2 separate regions of the Homo sapiens genome follow, and region 2 is linked to region 1. Evidence: chromatin contacts called from ENCODE Hi-C or POLR2A ChIA-PET data. All regions are on one chromosome and are shown on one strand. Each heading gives the region's core, a stretch centred on a gene start or an enhancer-like site at or near the end of the contact. The rest is flanking DNA. Distances are from core to core; before and after follow the strand shown. Region 1 holds the start of CYP1A2 (cytochrome P450 family 1 subfamily A member 2). Region 2 has its middle 5.0 kb from the start of RPP25.

Region 1 (4,107 bases), core at 803-3,302:
ACCTTGACCTTTTTCATTGAGTCATCTGAACCCAATGGAGATATAGACAGGAAACAACTTTCCTCTTCTCCCATTCATGGCCTTCAAACATGCTCTGTTTCTCTATTGGATTCCCCATCCATCTGCCTTGGCATCTTCACAGGTTGATCCCACAGTTTTCTCATTTTCAGGAATAAAAGCCCACTCCAGTCTAAATCAAAACTTCCCTCTCACATCCATGCCGGGCACAGTGGCTCACACCTGTAATCCCAGCAGTTTGGGAGGCCAAGGCAGAAGGATTGCTTGGGCCCAGAAGTTCAAGACCAACCTGGGCAACATGGCAAGACCTCCTCTCTACAAAAAAATGTTTAAAAATAAAAAAATTAGCCAGGCATGGTGCACACACCTGTGATTGTGGTCCCAGCTACTCAGGAGGCTGAGGCAAGAGGATTGTTTGAGCTCAGGAGGTCGAGGCTGCAGTGAGCCATGATTGTGGCACATGAACCCCAACCTGGGTGACAGAGCAAGACTCTGTATCTAAAAAAAAAAAAAAAAGATAGCAAACTTCCTTTTCACATCCAATTTAAGGCTTGTCCTCCTCCTCCTCTTAGATCTGACTGAGATCTGGGTCCATATTAAAGACTCCTTTAGTACAACAAACACCATATATCCTCACGTAAGTCCATGAATATCTGACATTTCTCATATCTACTTTCTCTCGATTTATTGATAGATAGGTATACATTGTTTTAATTTTATGGGTACATAGTAGGTGTATATATGTATGGGGTACATGAAATGTTTTGATACAGGCATGCAATATGAAATAAGCATTCATGGAGAATGGAGTATCCATCCCCTCAAGCAAGGATAAACCTTTGAGTTACAAACAATCCAATTACACTCTTTAAAGGTGTACATTTTTTTTTTTTTTGAGACGGAGTCTCACTCTGTCGCCCAGGCTGGAGTGGAGTGGCACGATCTTGGCTCACTGCAGCCTCCACCTCCCAAGTTCAAGCCATTCTCCTGCCTCAGCCTCCCGAGTAGCTGGGATCACAGGCACATGCCACCATGCCTGGCTAATTTTTGTATTTTTAGTAGAGACGGAGTTTCACCAGGTTGGCCAGGCTGGTCTTGAACACCTGATCTCAGGTGATCCGCCCATCTCGGCCTCTCAAAGTGCTGGGATTACAGGTGCGAGCCATCGCGCCTGGCCTAGAGGTGTACATTTTTTAACAGAACCATTCAAAAGGAGGTTGTGGGGATCATGACACTTCCATGCTACAGCATTAATCTCCTAAGAATAAGGATACACTCCCACATACCATGACACTCTGTTCACACCTAAAAAAATTTACATTTATTCCAGAATATCATCTAATCTCCAGTCCGTGCTTACATGTCCCCAATTGTCCCCAAAACATCTTTTATAGATTTTTTTAAAATTTTGTTTAAATGCCATATCCAATCGATATGGCAATCAAATGCAAATCCATATTGCATTTGGTTATGTCTCTTAGTCTTTTTGCATAAGGGGGGCCTCTCTTTAGGATGCAAAATCTTTATCATCTCTTCTTTTCCACTTGGGGACTTGGGCTGAAAATCAGGAGTGGCTGGAACACGCCCATTTACTGTTTGGTTTTGCAGGTTGTTGGAGGGTACTACAGAAGAACATCCCTCTGGAGAGGGGCCGTGAGCCTGGTTGGCCTAGACTGAGTGCCCTGGCAGAGCTCTTCCTCATGTGTGCAGTGGGAAAGAAGCCCAGATCAGTCCAAAGGCCTAACCCCCACTCCCAGACCCTACCCTACTCTTCAGAGAAATAGGCTCCCTACCCTGAACCCTAAAGACAGCTGTACCTTCATCCCCAGGGACCCAGCACCCCTTCTGGCCTATCCCCAAAGAGTCACCCTGGGTCTTAGGTAGTAGGTGGAGCTGAGGGATAATGGCCCAAGGCCAAGAGTTGATCCTTCCAACTTTGTTCAGTGATCCAGCTTTCATATCAGGTGATCAGGACAACCAGGCCAATCTGATAGGGGGCGGTGTTTATAAAAAGGCCACTCACCTAGAGCCAGAAGCTCCACACCAGCCATTACAACCCTGCCAATCTCAAGCACCTGCCTCTACAGGTACCTTTCTTGGGACCAATTTACAATCTCTGGGATCCCCAACTATAGAACCTGGAAGCTAGTGGGGACAGAAAGACGGGGAGCCTGGGCTAGGTGTAGGGGTCCTGAGTTCCGGGCTTTGCTACCCAGCTCTTGACTTCTGTTTCCCGATTTTAAATGAGCAGTTTGGACTAAGCCATTTTTAAGGAGAGCGATGGGGAGGGCTTCCCCCTTAGCACAAGGGCAGCCCTGGCCCTGGCTGAAGCCCAACCCCAACCTCCAAGACTGTGAGAGGATGGGGACTCATCCCTGGAGGAGGTGCCCCTCCTGGTATTGATAAAGAATGCCCTGGGGAGGGGGCATCACAGGCTATTTGAACCAGCCCTGGGACCTTGGCCACCTCAGTGTCACTGGGTAGGGGGAACTCCTGGTCCCTTGGGTATATGGAAGGTATCAGCAGAAAGCCAGCACTGGCAGGGACTCTTTGGTACAATACCCAGCATGCATGCTGTGCCAGGGGCTGACAAGGGTGCTGTCCTTGGCTTCCCCATTTTGGAGTGGTCACTTGCCTCTACTCCAGCCCCAGAAGTGGAAACTGAGATGATGTGTGGAGGAGAGAGCCAGCGTTCATGTTGGGAATCTTGAGGCTCCTTTCCAGCTCTCAGATTCTGTGATGCTCAAAGGGTGAGCTCTGTGGGCCCAGGACGCATGGTAGATGGAGCTTAGTCTTTCTGGTATCCAGCTGGGAGCCAAGCACAGAACACGCATCAGTGTTTATCAAATGACTGAGGAAATGAATGAATGAATGTCTCCATCTCAACCCTCAGCCTGGTCCCTCCTTTTTTCCCTGCAGTTGGTACAGATGGCATTGTCCCAGTCTGTTCCCTTCTCGGCCACAGAGCTTCTCCTGGCCTCTGCCATCTTCTGCCTGGTATTCTGGGTGCTCAAGGGTTTGAGGCCTCGGGTCCCCAAAGGCCTGAAAAGTCCACCAGAGCCATGGGGCTGGCCCTTGCTCGGGCATGTGCTGACCCTGGGGAAGAACCCGCACCTGGCACTGTCAAGGATGAGCCAGCGCTACGGGGACGTCCTGCAGATCCGCATTGGCTCCACGCCCGTGCTGGTGCTGAGCCGCCTGGACACCATCCGGCAGGCCCTGGTGCGGCAGGGCGACGATTTCAAGGGCCGGCCTGACCTCTACACCTCCACCCTCATCACTGATGGCCAGAGCTTGACCTTCAGCACAGACTCTGGACCGGTGTGGGCTGCCCGCCGGCGCCTGGCCCAGAATGCCCTCAACACCTTCTCCATCGCCTCTGACCCAGCTTCCTCATCCTCCTGCTACCTGGAGGAGCATGTGAGCAAGGAGGCTAAGGCCCTGATCAGCAGGTTGCAGGAGCTGATGGCAGGGCCTGGGCACTTCGACCCTTACAATCAGGTGGTGGTGTCAGTGGCCAACGTCATTGGTGCCATGTGCTTCGGACAGCACTTCCCTGAGAGTAGCGATGAGATGCTCAGCCTCGTGAAGAACACTCATGAGTTCGTGGAGACTGCCTCCTCCGGGAACCCCCTGGACTTCTTCCCCATCCTTCGCTACCTGCCTAACCCTGCCCTGCAGAGGTTCAAGGCCTTCAACCAGAGGTTCCTGTGGTTCCTGCAGAAAACAGTCCAGGAGCACTATCAGGACTTTGACAAGGTGAGCCCGGGGTGCAGGTGGCAAGGGGCACCTTGCAGGGCCTGGGTGCAGCCCCTCCCTCCCAGCTCCAGCATGCCCACACAGCTGCTGTGTTGCCAAGGCCTAGGAAGGCTCTGGACACCTCAGACCAGCTGTGTGACCTGGAGCCGACTCTTCCCCTTCTCTGGGCCTCAGTTTCCTCATCCTTGAAGCCCCCTTCTCAGGGCTCCTCAAAGCCCCCAAGAAAAAAGCCCTGGAAATGGGGCCCTAGCAGAGTCCTGCAATGTGGGGGGCCTATGAGTGAGAAAGCTTTCATTCTGCAGAAACCTAAACCCCAACAGAGGCTAATCC
Region 2 (4,107 bases), core at 474-2,973, 210 kb after region 1:
ATGAGGGGGGAAACAGCGTAGGGGACAGGGCGAAGGGAGAAAAAGCTGAGAAGAGGGTGGGAACCCCAGGGTGGGGCCAGAGTCAGAGGAGGGGAGCACAGGGCTCAACTTCAGAAAGGCTGGTAAATTTTAAAGTAGAGCATCAGTGGTGCACACCACACAATGGTTAGAAAAGTGGAGTCAGTGAAGACGTTGTGTTAAAGGAGCTGGGTGCCAGCCATACACAGAGTAGGGGGGCATTTATTTCCGTGTGTGTTTATAGATGTAAATGTATTTTTAAAATATCTGCAAGAAAACAGCACACTGACCTCTTGTTACCGCATGAAGTTTTCATTACCTTCTTTAAGAAAAGGACAATTAAATATGAATACAGAGTCTTGGAGCAGCTTGCATAAATGAGCTACTGACCCTGAAGCTTCAGCTTCTATTAGCTTCTTTCTGCCTCTGTGTGACCTTGGACAATTTACTTAACCCATTTGCTTTGGCTTTGTCATCTGTAAAATGGGGCTAATTATAGTAATCTACCTCACAGAGTGATTATGAGACACAGCCGTCTTGGAACCTTGGCTGCTAAGTTCTCAGGAAATGTTGGCTGTTATTATTTTTCATATATTATTTGTGAATTTAAAAAAATTGTAAAGGGATTGGGGGAAAGAAAACTGGTGAAAAGGAAAAGAAATTGGGAAAGACTCAGAAATAATAGCAGTTTTCACTCACAGTGAACTGGTGAGTGGCAAGCTAGACTCCTTTCACCCTGGGAGGAGGTGTTGGGGTAGCTGGGCTAGAGGCCAAGCCTAGCCAATACATATCTGTTAAGGTTCCCTGGGACCTTTCCAGCAGCACACCCTACTTCCTGTGGACAAATCTCTCATGTTCACACTGGAGGGGGATCGCTGGTACAGCCCCTCTCCTCTGTCTCTTGTTGCAGGAGGAGGATGAGGAGCTCTTAAAACCCCTGATCCTAGTCCCAGCCTCTTTGGGCAGGGTCTTGGGAGCATGCAAGTAGAGTCAGGAATTAGAAAGTTAGCAGGGCCAGGCCGGGCGCAGTCGCTCACTCCTGTAATCCCAGCACTTTGGGAGGCAGAGGCGGGCGGATCACGAGGTCAGGAGATCGAGACCATCCTGGCTAACACAGTGAAACCCTGTCTCTACTAAAAATACAAAAAATTAGCTGGGCGTGGTGGTGGGCGCCTGTAGTCCCTGCTACTCGGGAGGCTGAGGCAGGAGAATGGCCTGAACCCGGGAGGCGGAGCTTACAGTGAGCCGAGATTGTGCCACTGCACCCCAGCCTGGGCGACAGAGCGAGACTCCGTCTCAAAAACAAAACAAAACAAAAACAACAACAACAAAAAAGAAAATTAGCAGGGCCAGAGGGAACTCAGATTTAGCAGGCACCCACCGAGTGCCCAGCATTGGGTCAGATGTGTTTAATCTCCACACTCTTCTTTCCAGGAAGGTATCATCATTGTTTGACAGATGTGAAACTGAGACCCAGAGAGGTTAAATAACTTGCCTTATGTACCACAGCTAGAAAGAAGCAACCACAGATGTTTGAACTCAGAGTTCTGACTCCCTTTACTATCTCAGCCGAATGTATGAGAAAAATAAACTTTTAAGTGACTCAAACTGCCCAAAGGGGTTAGCTTTGGGAGATGAGGGTGTTCCATAGTGGAAAAGATGTGTTGGTGATCTGTTGCTGCATAAAAATTACCCCACAGCTCAGCAGCTTAAAACAGCAAACATTTGGCCAGGTGCAGTGGCTCCAGGAAGTTTAGACTGCAGTAAGCTGTGATTGTACCACTGCATTCCAGCCTGGGCAACAGAGCGAGACACTGTCTCAAAACAAACAAACAAAAAAAAACCCAACAACAATCATTTATTATTGTGAGATCACACAATTTCTGAGGGTCAGAAATCCAAGAACAGCTTGAAGAGGTCTCATCTAGCTCAGGGTCTGTCATGAGGCTGCAGTCAAGATGTCAGCTGGGCATGGAGGATCTACTCCCAAACTTACTTCACATATCTGTTGGTCAGAGGCCTCTGTTTCTCCACTGGTCTGATCATGACCTGGCAGCTGGCTTCCCCTAGAGCAAGTGATCAGAAAGAGACAAAGAAAGAGAGGGACAGAGAAAATAAGCAGGAAGCTGCAGTGCCTGTTATGGGCCAGCCTCCTCTGAAGTTGCACGCCATCATTTCCAGTTTATTATATTAGTTGGAAGGTAGCCCAGCCTACATTCAAAAGGAGGGGTTTCAGACTTCATTTCCTGAAGGGAAGGGTATCAAAGAACTGTAGGCATTTCAAAAATCACAACAGAGCCGGGCGCGGTGGCTCACGCCTGTAATCCCAGAACTTTGGGAGGCTAAGGCGGGTGGATCACAAGGTCAGGAGATCGAGACCATCCTGGCTAACACAGTGAAACCCGGTCTGTACTAAAAATATAAAAAATTAGCCGGGCATGGTGGTGAGTGCCTGTAGTCCCAGCTATTTGGGAGGCTGAGGCAGGAGAATCGCAGGAACCCGGAAGGCAGAGGTTGCAGTGAGCCGAGATTGCGCCACTGCACTTTAGCCTGGGTGACAGAATGAGACTCCGTCTCAAAAAAAAAAAATCGCAACAGAAGGCGAGTGTTTGGGAGGCAAATTTAGGAGGAGACGGAAGAAGGAATCAACATATTGAAGCAAACACGTGGAAAGAACACTGACCTTGAATCAGGAGAGCTAGGTTTATTTCCCGGCATACAGCAAGCACTTAATAGATGTTTAAGTGAATGCATGATTGACAATTTTTCTGAGATTGTTTTCACAGACGTAACAGCAGTTACCACCCCACATGCTCTCCTGAGGATTGAGTGGGATTATGGGTATCAGAGCTCTCTGTAAATGTAATAGTGCTGGTTGATGATGCCTGGAAGTGAATGTGGTCTGGGAGACAGGGAGAGGGCTCTGCCATACAAGAGCCTCTGCCCAGGCCAGGCATCTCTTCTGTCAGACTGAGTCCCAGGCCCTGGGGTAGTGCTCTGATTCCAGCTCTCCTTCTCAGCTCTCTATCTCACCCTCGGTCCAACCTCCTCACCATGGCTCAGCTCTAGGTATTGCTTTTCTCCTTCAGCCAGTCAGGACAGGACCCAGGAGACTTACCATTGGCCAAGCCTCTTGCCTGCAGGCCACTCTACCTCTTGTGCTGGCTCTGGCCCCACAGATGGGGAATGGGGGTTTGCATTGCAGACCCAGTGAGTGATGCCATTTGAGGACAAGAACCATTAATCTTGCATGAAATTCAATTGCTCTCCTAGCAGATAGGCCAAGTCACCGGAGTCCTGAGAGGAAGAGGGGTGTGTGGGGCCTAGAATGAATGAGGAGTGGTGTCTGTGGAAGGGGAAAGGAGAGGAGAGGCAAAAGCATCCATGGGACCTCCTTCTCGTTCTCCTTAAGACGGGATGCTGCCAGTAGTTCCCCTATCTTCCTTCCAGACTCTAGAGGCAAGTGCAGCGAAAAGCCACTCACCTGGGCAACATTAGTGTTCCCAGGAGAGCTCCTATTCCTGAAAGACTTCCCAAGAGCCTGCTGTGATGCCCAGAATCCTCCATTATTGCTTCCCCCCTTAGGATCAGTTTTGTCCTCTGAAGATAAGGTCCCTCCAAAATGGGAATTGGTCAAAACAAAATAATCCGGATGCTTGAGAACGTTGGGATGGGAGGAAGATATAGAGCTGATAAAGTGAGGAATCATTATCAATTACAGCTGACATTTAGTTAGCACGTACTATGTGCCAGACACTATCCTAAGCACTTTACATGTACAAACTCATCACATACAACAAGCACTATGAGGTAGCTGCTACCCACTTCATACGTAAATTAGAGCCAGATCCAGAGACAGATGGTCTGGCTCCAGTGTCTGCTCTTAACCATGGCACTAGACCATTGCAGGAGGAAGGGAAGGCAGGGCAGAAAGCCACCAGCTATCAAGACCTCCCTGGCTATCCATAATGAAGGGCACAGCACTCCAGGGCGTGTTCTGCTTTGCATTTGCCTGGTGTGGAAGGCATCAGGGCTGGTCCTTCTCCAGCACTGACCTGGGGCAGAGATAGGGAGCTTGGTTGGGTCTGC

What was found. Hi-C counts contacts between places; a loop is a spot of excess contacts on that map. ChIA-PET counts read pairs that join two places held with the same protein, here RNA polymerase II (POLR2A).
Region 2: a map of OCI-LY7 shows a loop between it and region 1 (5-fold over the local background). The contact joins the enhancer-like site here to the promoter of CYP1A2 in region 1. A Hi-C loop is called at or near these places in 1 of 168 maps with a recorded cell type or tissue (OCI-LY7). POLR2A ChIA-PET finds 5 or more read pairs at or near these places in 2 of 52 experiments (H1 and activated CD4-positive, alpha-beta T cell).

What each region holds. Positions count from the first base shown.
Region 1 is chr15:74,746,793-74,750,899 of GRCh38, forward strand. It overlaps CYP1A2 (cytochrome P450 family 1 subfamily A member 2), which reads left to right and starts at 2,053. Exons shown (of 7, transcript NM_000761.5): 1 at 2,053-2,105; 2 at 2,938-3,777. The coding sequence starts at 2,947. RefSeq lists a cis regulatory region at 1-722 and promoters at 1-2,143, 1-77, 1,809-2,946.
Region 2 is chr15:74,959,673-74,963,779 of GRCh38, forward strand. No RefSeq gene overlaps it. Among named protein-coding and RNA genes, the nearest start is that of RPP25, 5.0 kb to the left of the region's middle. Within about 2 kb of position 1,724, at least 3 of the 41 ENCODE cell types and tissues checked have a DNase peak (open chromatin) inside an H3K27ac peak, as active enhancers do.